Linked DNA regions of Homo sapiens: region 2 is linked to region 1. The links are chromatin contacts, found by Hi-C or POLR2A ChIA-PET in ENCODE. All regions are on one chromosome and are shown on one strand. The core of a region is the stretch at or near the end of the contact, and the rest is flanking DNA. Distances in the headings are between cores, read along the strand shown. Region 1 holds the start of ANTKMT (adenine nucleotide translocase lysine methyltransferase). Region 2 holds the start of MSLN (mesothelin).

Region 1 (5,173 bases), core at 1,168-3,667:
GGAGCAGGGCGCCTGGTGACCGGGCCAGCCCTTGCCTCTGGGCCTCCATGTTCCCAGCTGTACAATGGGCAGGGCTCCCCAAGGACCATTTCCTGGGGTTTAGGGCACACCCGTGTGGGGGTGGCATCCCTGTTGATGCTGGAGTCACTGTCTGGGCTGGCCTTGTGGTTTAGCCCTCCCCCAGCAGCCAGCAGACCCCCTGGGCCCGGGCTGTCCCTATACACGGATGGCTCCAAGGCCTGGGGGGGGCGCCACAGGAGCACGGGGGGGGCCCATGCCTCCCTCACTCACTCCCAGGTGTCCCCTCCCGGCTCTGGGAACCTGACTCAGCACGGTCACGTCTGTCCCTGTGTCACCATGCCAGCTCTCAAAACCACTCCTCCTTTCCTCTCCCCTCACAGGGGCCTGGACGCTGCATCCTGGGCCCAGATCCACCAGAAGCTCCGGGACTTCTCCCGCAGCACCCAGGTAGGAGGCAAGGGCTGGCCCAGGCCCATCCTCACGCCATGCCCCAGCTCATGGCTTACATCCCCATGCCAGGCAGAGCTGGAACGGGAGCGGGCACAGCTGCTGGTCCGGGCCACGATGGCTGAAGAGCAACTTTCTGAGCTACAGGAGTACGTGGACCAGCACCTGGGCAGGTGGGCAGAGGGAGCTGGGTGTGACCCCAGGGCCCTGGTCTGGTTGGAATGAAGGATGATGGCTGCCTCAGGCGCTAAAAGCAGACCTGTCCACAGCTGGGCAAGTCACTTAAGCATGGTTCCTCTGAGCAGGTACAAGCACGAAATCCTGAGGCTGAGGAAGCTGGCAGGTGCAGGGGACCCCTGGAAAGTGGGGGCTGTGCCTCCAGCCAAGCCCCAGCATCCAAGGACCGGCAGCCACTAGGCCGTCTCCCAAGGAGCAGAGCAGAGCAGAGCTCCTCAGCCAGCACAGAACCCTCCCACCCAGCCCCCCATAAAACATGAGTCAGGATAGAACCCACAGAGTCTTTATCGTGTCTAATACTCAGCTGGCCTGAGAAATAAGGCCCCCCGGGATGGGGGCAGAACTAGGTCCGGGGGCAGCCTGGATGGGTATCCGCGAGGAGGCGGCCTCCCCAGCCTGCCCACCCTCAGGAACATCATAAGCCCATACTCGGTCCAGGCCCTCGCCAACCGCGGTCACAGGCTGCCAGGTGGGGAGTGGGAAGCGCCCAGACACCACGCGGGCCCCAGCAGGCAGCTCTGTCCGCAGCTTGTCCTCCAGCAGCGGGAGCTGAGGGAGAGAACAGCAGAGTAGAGGGGGCGGGGGCGGGGCCGGTAGAAAACAGCCGCGCTCACCCCCCTAGCCCCAAGCCTAGCACCCACCAGGCAGGCCCAGGCCTCAGAGCAGCAAACACCCTGGGGTGTGGCTGGGGCTTCCCAGCGGGGCTGGCAACCCCGCACCTACCACGCTAGGGGCCAGGAACACAGACACGTTGCGGCAGTCCCTCAGGCTCACCTGCCGGAAGAGAAGTCGCCCCGGCCGGGGAGAGGCCTGGTGGGCACCGGGTCATCGCAGCTTCCGAGTCCCGGCCCCCAGCCCTCGCAGGTGTCAGCCGCACCTTGGGCTGTCAGCGGGTGGCCAGGGATCCCCAGGTTACCTTCCAGAGATCCTTGCGGCGATAGCAGACGCTGCCGGCACAGCCGGCCCTCCAGGCGTGCAGCCGCGCCAGCGCCACCAGCCAGGGGTTCAGCTCGTAGCCCACGGCCGGGCGGAGGCCGCACCTGTGGGCCGCCAGCACCTGTGGGCACCGAGAGTGTGGGAACCAGGATGTGGGCAGGGGCGCCCGCCAGCAGGTGGGCGGTGTGGGGCGGCGAAGACCCAGACGCAGGCACTTACGATCCTGCCGTCGCCAGAGCCCAGATCCACCGTTTTTCCGGGGCGTCCTCGCAGCAGCGACAACACGTGCTCCACCTGCCGCGCGCTCGCGCCGACGTAGGGCACCTGGACCGGGTGGCGGCGAGAGTCCACTGGCCGCTCCCGCCCCGCCCGCAGCCCGGCCCGAACTACCACACGGCGGGGCGGAGCTCACCCCGGCCACGCCCAGACCTTGAGACCCTGAGCGGCAGCCGAGCTCCCCTGCCCGGCCTGGCCCCGCCCCGCACCTGCAGCCGCAGCGGCACGCGCCGGAAGCCGGGCTGGAGCAGCAGCGCCCACACCGCGTAGGCTGCCAAGCCCGAGCCGGCCGCCGCCTGCAGCAGCTCCAGCGCGCCCAGCCGCCGCTCGCGCAGCTCCGTCAGCGCCTCGACCGGGTCGTCCTGCTCCATGGCTGCGGGACGCGCGGCTCGTCCGCCCAAGGTCCTTCCCGGCTCGGGTCCGCGGCCCTCGCAGCCTGGCCTGGGGCTGGCGGTGTGCCCTCTGCCTCCTGCCGGGAGCCGCCGCGCGACACCGGAAGTGGCCGGCAGAGCCTGCGCGGTCGGTCCGTGGCGCTGTGCGCTCCGCCCAGCCCGGCTGCCCTCCCGCGGGTTCCGGCGAGCTGCAGCCTCGGGGGCTCTGCCCCGCCGCGTCCGGCTCCAAGCCTGCGAGGGTCGGCTCCGTTGGTCCGCTCTGCGGACCGCCGTTTGCGGCCTGTGCTGGCTGCTGGCGACCCGCGGAAGGGGACAGGCAGGCCCTGCCCTGGGGGAGCGCACGTGCCGGCGGGAGTCGGGATACACCCGGCGATCTCACGGGCTAGAGCCCCAGGGAAACGGGGCTGCGCGTCTTTGTCGTGGAATGAAGGGAAGTCTGCCTTGGAGAGGGGCGGTCCTGGCCCCAGAACCAGCCGGGGGCTCGCGTGGGGCGGCTGGAGCCCAGGGAGCCGGTGGGAAAGCGGCTCCCCGGGATGAGACAGCGTCCAGGCGCCAGCACCCCCATGACTCTGCCTCGGGGAGACTGCTGGGGGCGCTCCGCTGACTCGGACACCCAGCGCCAGCCAGAGCCCGGGAGGACATCCTTCCATTTCCCTCCTACAGCCTGAGCGATGAGCCCCAGTGGGCGGTGAAGGGATGGGGGGTGGGGTCTGAGGGAGAAGGGCATGGAGGAGGGGCTGACACGGAGGAGAGCTTGAGCAGGCCCAAGAAGACAGATGCTGGCTCTCAGGCGAGTGTGGTGGGAGGAAAGCCGGATGTCACAGGCGGGGGCCTCTGGCACCTGCCAGCTACAGGGAAGGCAGACAGCCCCGGGAGTGGGGAGATCACCTTCCTTCTCCAGAAAACAACACACAAAAAGACTGAGTTCCTGGAGGTGACCTTGTGAAGCTGGGGGTGGGAAGCGCAAGTGGAAGAGCCGAGCTCTGGGTCAGGCAGCTGGGCCACGACCTCCACACCCAGGGTAGGGCTGAACACCCGTGAATGTCGGGGGTTGTCTATGCGTGCCCTGGCCTAGCTCCTCCTTAGCCATCCGTGGCTGGGGTCTAGAGCCCCTGCAGGGACAGAGGCTGCTTCCAGACATGGGTATGCCGCAGACCACAGCCCCCAGCTCCCAAGTGCAGAGTCTCACAGGCCTGCCCACGTTGGCCCCAGCCCCACCCAGCTCAGCGTGTCCTGTCTCCTGGGGGCCTGGAACGGCCCTCCCAGGAAAGGAAGGGTGTATGTACACTGAGCTCTAGGGGGAGCTGACAGCGCCCATTCCTGTCCTGCTGCCTGCATTATTCCCTGCACCTAGAGCAGTTACCTAGGAGGCTTACTGGATGAATGCACCTAATTGGACTCTAGCGTGCACTCTCCACTCTTCTTTTTTTTTTTTTTTTTTTTTTTTTTTTTTTTTTGAGACTTGAGTCTCGCTCTTTCGCCCAGGTTGGAGTGCAGTGGCGCAGTCTTGGCTCACTGCAACCTCTGCCTTCCAGGTTCAAGTGATTCCTCTGCCTCAGCCTTTTGAGTAGCTGGGATTACAGATGCATGCCACCATGTCTGGCTAATTTTTTGTGTTTTATTAGAGACGGTTTCACCATGTTGGCCAGGATGGTCTCCATCTCCTGACCTCATGATCTGCTTGCCTGGGCCTCCCAAAGTGTTGGGATTACAGGCGTGAGCCACTGCGCCCAACCTCCCCACTCCTCTCCCGTCCACACCAGGCACTCTGCTGCTTGGCCTTTGGGCACTCTGCAGCCACCTGTACCTGTGTGAACTGGCACTTGCCTGGCGGTGTCTGTGATCCACAGGCCCCAGGCTCCTGTAGCTCCTGCCCACCTGCTCACCCACACTGTCTCCCTATCTCCCATGCCACTTTGGCCACCTGTCCCCAGGGCAGGCATGAAGCCCCTGGTCTAATGCTCCAAGACCCATTTGGGCACCGTGGTGCTCCTGTGGCCCTGTGTCTCATGAGAAGACAGCTGGTTGCAAAGCCAGGGCTTTCTCTGGGAGGGTCTGTAGGTGCAAGGCTCAGGCACTTCCTGAGACAGGTAGGTAGAAGCCAGGGTTCGGCCAGGGCCCAGCCCAGGGTGTTTGTGAACAGGTGGACTTGGGTGTGGCTGAAAAGGAGAGGTTGTAGGAAGCTGGCCAGAGAATCAGGGCAAGTGCCAAAGGTAAGGGGGTTGCTCGGCCCACGGGAAAGCCTCTCCAAGACAGGAGTGGAGGAGGCGGTGCAGGAGGGCACACGGGCTACCTCCTTTTCTAGTGTTTGCAGAAGTGTTTGGGCTGGGGGCAGATGGATGTAAGGCTATGGGCCCCAGGGAGTGGTCAGGGCTGAAGATGAAAAAGTGGAGGTTGTCCAAGGGTTATTGGAGGCTGCCCCAGAGGAGCGGTCCTGTGCCTGAGCCCTCAGCGTGCCACAGTTGGGAGAGGAGAGAAGCAGCAAGGAACCTGAGGAGGGGCAGAAGGTGGGAGAACCCCCACAGTGCATGACACCCAGTGGCTGCGCTCCTCACCCATCCTCATCAGCCCTGCGGCAGGCAGGTGATCTGTGTGAAAGGGTAAGTCTCTTGCACGTGCAGTGGAAGTCCCAGGGCGGCGCTGGAGGTGACCCCCCTCCCCAGGTGTCCACAGAGGGCATGGCACTCATCAGGCATCTGCATCCGCTAACCTAGAGAAAGGACCGTGTTTGTGGGCCCTGCACAGCTGTGTCCCTCACACAGCCTCAGTTTCCCCCTTGAAAGCTGGGGGCTTCATCTGCCTGGGCAGGGCCTCTGGCCTCCACCCCCACCCCGGCCCAGGCGAGAATGGAAAGCCATTTCTGG
Region 2 (5,484 bases), core at 871-3,370, 40 kb before region 1:
GCAGGGGCAGGCAAAGCCTTGCTGGGGGCCTGGCCCCCAAGGCCCCTGGGCCGTCCCCACCTCACCAGCAGCCCCATCAAGTACGCACCGAGGCTGAAGAGCAGGAACAGGAGGCTGCCGAGGGCGGGGGTCCCACAGGACCCCAACAGGGGTCGAGCCGTTGGCAAGGCCATGGTCTGTGTCTGTGGAGGGCAGTGACTCAGGATGGGACCCCCTGCTCCCACCCCACGCCTCTGTCCTGGGCCAGCCTGGGGCCACATGGGCCCAGGAGGGGCTCCCAGAGCAAACTTCTGTGGTACCTGCAGCTTGTGTCCGCACCCTGGCCCTGCCCTCCAGCCACTGAGCCCTCTGTCCCCTGGACTGGCTCCTCCTGTCCAGGGGAGGGGCTGGGTCTGAGATCCCGGTCCCCAGCCCAGACAGCCCAGGAGTCAGTTGGCGCCCACCCCTCTCCCAGAAGGGCAGGGCAGTGTGAGCAGAGCTTAGATCAAGCAACCGGGGCCGCCGCCCACTTGGGCTGGCCTGAGTCTCCCCACTCTCGCACAGGAGGACGAGCAGCCCCGTCGCCTGGATGTGGCTCCCTTCCCTCTCCCCTGCCCTCAGCTGCAGGTGCCTGGGCTTTGTGAACACCCCAGGCTCTGCCAGGCAGACAACACCCTTGAGGCAGGAGGGGCACTGCGGGCACAGAGGCCACCGCCCCTTCCCACCCAGCAGCGTCTTTTTGGGCCACTTGGCCTCTCTGAGCCCATTTTCAGGTGCAGTCCAGGTGGGGCGGGGCTGGGCCAGTGAGCAGCCTGGGGAGCCCCTTGTACTCTCTAGGGTGGGGCCTGTGGGCCACTGTGGGGTGGGGAAGTGGGTGGGGAGACCCTCCCTGAACAAGAATTGTCCTCCTGGGGTAGGGGTGGGGCTCGCAGAAGAGGGAACTGGCTTCTACACTCACCCCTTTCAGGGAGGCCACCATGGCGGAGTAGAATAGAGCTGCCTCCTGAAAACCTTGGCCCAGGCCCGGTGGGTCCACCCACAGCTCAGAAATGGGGGTCACACGCTCATGCTCAGCAGCCCCATCCACAGGCAGAGCCTGCCTGGTCGGCCCGGCCACTGGGGAATGTCGCGGGGAGGCACACAGCCTCCGGGTGACAGACTCTACTCCCCCAGGCCCCAGAGGAAGTGGGGAGGCCCCTGAGGCTCTGAACACCTTGAGAAGGTGGAAGAAAACAGACCCCCCCCACAGCCAGAAAATGGGCAGTGAGTGGGACCCCCAGCCCTTGGGGTGCGTGAAGCCAGGAGGGAAACGTGGCCATCGGATCACAGGGGACCTGGGCACTCCCCACCCCAGCTCCATGTGACCCAAGGACCTCAGCACCTGGGATGGGGGCTCCCCGAGAGCCCGGCCCTTCCTGCTCTGAGGGGCCTCTGCAGGCCATGGGGGGCCCTGGAATCTGCATCCTTTACACCTGCAGGAGAGCTGGGCTGGGGCCGTGGAGGCACCTGCACTGCCTTAGGACTGCCGCTTCCAAACAAATGGGTCTGCGTGTGCCCTGCGGGGTGAAATCTGCGTCCAGCTGAAGCCTGACCATCGCTCTGGTGCTGGAAGCCCGGCCTGGGGCGGCCCCAGTTCTCCAGATGGAAGGTGCAGATTCCATCCACACCACAACAGGAAGAGCTCAAAGGTTGTTACTTACAGATCCCAGGGAGGGAGGCACCGTGGGTCCACCGGTAGCTCTCTGTCCGCGCGTCACAGCAGACGGGAGTGGCCGGCCAGGCAGAAAGAGGAGTGCGTGGCGCTGGCAGCGCCCATGAGGAACAGGACAGCCCCTTTCAGATCGCGGGCCAATGCCCACACGTGGGCCTCTAAAGGGCGATGTGAAAGGGGAAGCCCAGCCCCCAGGCCTCTGAGGCCTTCTGCGCAGTTGGGTAGGGAGCTTTACCCCTAACGCCCGGGCAGCCCCCAGCCCTCCAGGTCCCGAGTGGCCCCTCCCAGGTCTCAGTGGGCCCTGCCCAGGGTAACTCTGATGTGCAGGGTGATTGGCCACACCTGAGCCTCCTCTGCCTCGGTTTCCTCAATTGGGAAGTGGGGGTGGAGAGCCTGGCAGCCTCCCGGGCCGTCAAAGGGAACAAATGACGGCTTTGCCCGGGGCAGCAGGGAGTGGTGGCGCCTCACGCCCCAGGAATGTGTGGGTGGAGACCCCGCACAGGAGCCTTGGACAGGCAGCGGGCCAGGCCTGGGGGAGGAGGGATGCCCAGGAAGGCAAAGCTGCCCTCGGTGGGCGAGGGTGGGAGCCCGGGCCCAGGTTTCACGGCTGCCCTGGGTGGGTGTGGGGCATGTGTAGGAGCCCGGGCCCAGGTTTCATGGCTTCCCTGGGTGGGTGTGGGGCGTGGGTGGGAGCCTGGGCCCAGGTTTCACGGGATCCCACTCTGATTCTCAGGTGCTGAAACCCAGGGAGCACTGGCCCCCCCAGTCGCAGGTCAGCAGGCTCTGGATGGTGGCCACGCAGCCCAGACAGGACTCCCGGGAGCACAAGCCTGACCCCCAGTGCAGTGTGGGCCTCGCAAGGCTGTGAGCCGTCCGTCTCAGGGCTGTGGGAGCACACAGGTCAGGGAGGCAGGACGGGGCCCAGCTCCAGGCACACGCACACCCCTTTCTCGCAGGGTCGACTGGAACAGAGCTGCCCCCGGGCGCTCTCTGGCCTGGCGAAGTGGGAGCTGTCTTCCCTACGCATCTGGGCTGGCTGCCTGCTGCTGATGGAAGAGCTGCTCCTCCTGACCTGGGGCCACAGAAGCCCCCTCCCTGCCCCTGAAACCCCTCCCAGCATGTCGTGAGCTCTTATCCCCAGTACGGAATCTGCCTCCGCTATGAACACCTGCAAAGGTTTGTGTGCTGAACGGAGGTGTGCGCGGCGGTCATCTCTGGTCTCTCCACAGAGTGGGTTTTCTATCGTGACTCGCGGTGGAATCGGACCTTCACGCACACAGAATTCAGCAAGGCTGCCAGGTGTAAGCGTCAACTTACAAATGTCAAGAAGGGATTAAGGGCCTTTTAAAAACTCCCTTCCGCAGAGAACAACTGAAAAATTCCAGACACTCTTGTAGCAAACCAGTTACCCAAGGGCTCTGGGGAGGGGACAGAAGGCAGCCGGCTTGGGCGGGAACTCACAGGTAAAGGGAGAGGCCAGCTCCGAGTGGCGTTCCCTTTGTGTCCACACAGCTTTGCTCTGAAGGAGCCGCAGGTTGGCTGCGGGGCTGTGAAGTGGCCCAGGCTGCCACGGACACCCACAACTTTCCCGGCCAAAGGCCAAAGGAAACCAAGGAAGGAGCCCAGAATACTCAGGGCCCAGAGCTCGAGGAGAGGCCTGAGCCGGAGGAGCCAAGGAGGCGCCCACGTGCCCAGCTGAGCCCTGAACTGAAGGAGCCGAGGAGGGTCCAGGAAGAGCTCGGAGGGCCCCGTAGACACGGCTGAGCCCTGAACAGGAGCCTCAGAGGGGCCCATGTGCCCGGCTAAGCTCTGAACCAGCCGACTGCAAGCTGCGGACAATGATGAAAACGCGCTGTGGCCAGCCTGGGCTCACCCTTCAGCCAGCACCGTGGGAGGCCGATGCGGGAGGGTCCGTTGAGGCCAGAAGTTCAAGACCAGCCTGGGCAACGTAGTGACACCTCATCTCTATAAAGAATCTTTAAATGAGGCCCTGTGTGGTGGCGCACGCCTGTCATCCCAGCACTTTGGTAGGCCGAGGTGGGCGGATCACCTGAGGTCAGGAGTTCGAGACCAGCCTGGCCAACATGGAGGAACCCCGTTTCTACTAAAAATATGAAAATTAACTGGGCGTGGTGGCACATGCCTGTAATCCTAGTTACTCAGGAGGCTGAGGCAGAAGAATCACTTGAACCCAGGAGGTAGGGGTTGCAGTGAGTCGAGATCACGCCACTGCACTCCAGCCTGGGCAACAGAGCAAGACCCTGTCTCAAAAAAAAAAAAAAAAAAAAAAAAAATGCCGGGCGCAGTGACTCACGCCTGTAATCCCAGCACTTTTGGAGGCCGAGGCAGGCAGATCATGAGGTCAGGAGATCGAGACCATCTTGGCTAACACGGTGAAACCCCGTCTCTACTAAAAATACAAAAAATTAGCCGGGCGTGGTGGCGGGCGCCTGTAGTCCCAGCTACTCGGGAGGCTGAGGCAGGAGAATGGCGTGAACCCGGGAGGCAGAGCTTACAGTGAGCCGAGATGGCACCACTGCACTCCAGCCTGGGCAACAGAGCGAGACTCCATCTCAAAAAAAAAAAAAAAAAAAAAAAAGCCCAGGCGTGGTGGCTCACGCCTGTAATCCCAGCACTTTGGGAGGCCGAGGTGGATCATGAGGTCAAGAGATCAAGACCATCCTGGCCAACATGATGAAACCCCGTCTCTACTGAAAAAAAAAAGAAAGAAAGAAAGAAGAAAAATAAGAATATCTGTGTGATTTTTTTTTTTTCTGAGACGGAGTCTTGCTCTGTCGCCCAGGCTGGAGTGCAGTGGCGCGATCTCCGCTCACTGCAACCTCCGCCTCCCAGGTTCATGCCATTCTCCTGCCTCGGCCTCCTGAGTAGCTGGAACTACAAGCGCCCGCCACCATGCCTGGCTTTTTTTTTTAAGTAGAGATGGAGTTTCACCGTGTTAGCTGGGATGGTCTCGATCTCCTGACCTCGTGATCCGCCCACCTCGGCCTCCCAAAGTGCTGGGATTACAGGCATGAGCCACCATGCCCGGCCATATCTATGTGTCTATGTGATTGAAAGAACGTAGATTCCTACCTCATATTATATGCAAAATTTACTCAAAGCCAACCATAGGCCTGAGTATAAAGGCTGAAACTATAAAACCATTAGAAGGAAATTCAAGAGGAAGTGTTTGTGGGCTTGGAACAGGCAAAGACCTGTTAGATGGAAGAAAGAAGGCAGAAACCATGACTGACACTGCTGCTCTTTGAATGATGCCGTGAAGAAAATAAAGAGCCAAGCCACAGAATAAGAGAAATATTTGCATGACATATACCCAGAATTGACAAGGAACATTTGCAGTTCAATGATAAGACAGACAATCCCGTAAAACCCAGGCCATATGTGCTGCAACGCGGCTGAGCCTGGAAACACGGACACGTCGTACGAGTCCCTTTAGATGAAACGTCCAGAGTGGGTCAATTTAGAGAGACAGGAAGTAGATGAGTGGTTTCGTAAGACCCGCGGGAGGGAGACCAGTCAGGAGGACTGACTTCTAAGGGGTATGGAGTTTCTTTCCTTTTCTTTTTTGAGATGAGTCTCCCTCTGTCGCTCAGGATGGAGTGCAGTGGCTCGATCTCGGCTCACTGCAAGCTCCGCCTCCCAGGTTCAAGCGATTCTTCTGCCTCAGCCACCGGAGTAGCTGGGATTACAGGCGCCCGCCACCACGCCCGGCTAATTTTTGTATTTTTAGTAGAGACGGGGTTTCACCATGTTGGCCAGGCTGGTCTCAAACT

Evidence for each region. A loop is a pair of places that touch in the nucleus more often than their neighbours do. ChIA-PET counts read pairs that join two places held with the same protein, here RNA polymerase II (POLR2A). Pooled maps may share reads with other maps.
Region 2: POLR2A ChIA-PET joins it to region 1 with 7 read pairs in HCT116. The contact joins the promoter of MSLN here to the promoter of ANTKMT in region 1. A Hi-C loop is called at or near these places in 1 of 37 single-sample maps with no recorded cell type and 1 of 50 pooled maps. POLR2A ChIA-PET finds 5 or more read pairs at or near these places in 15 of 52 experiments (AG04450, BJ, H1 and 10 more).

Annotation. Positions count from the first base shown.
Region 1 is chr16:718,390-723,562 of GRCh38, reverse strand. ANTKMT (adenine nucleotide translocase lysine methyltransferase) reads right to left here and starts at 2,417. Exons shown (of 5, transcript NM_023933.3): 1 at 2,127-2,417; 2 at 1,861-1,965; 3 at 1,622-1,762; 4 at 1,429-1,479; 5 at 973-1,254. The coding sequence starts at 2,288. The coding sequence ends at 1,006. METRN (meteorin, glial cell differentiation regulator) reads right to left here. Exons shown (of 4, transcript NM_024042.4): 4 at 3,908-5,173. CCDC78 (coiled-coil domain containing 78) reads left to right here. Exons shown (of 14, transcript NM_001378030.1): 12 at 402-468; 13 at 541-641; 14 at 774-981. The coding sequence ends at 885. RefSeq lists a silencer at 1,857-2,776 and enhancers at 2,427-3,133, 3,134-3,841.
Region 2 is chr16:757,370-762,853 of GRCh38, reverse strand. It overlaps MSLN (mesothelin), which reads right to left and starts at 2,120. Exons shown (of 18, transcript NM_005823.6): 1 at 2,033-2,120; 2 at 1,680-1,781; 3 at 89-182. The coding sequence starts at 173. RefSeq lists enhancers at 2,164-2,182, 2,348-2,873 and promoters at 2,164-2,182, 1,704-2,184, 1,690-3,539.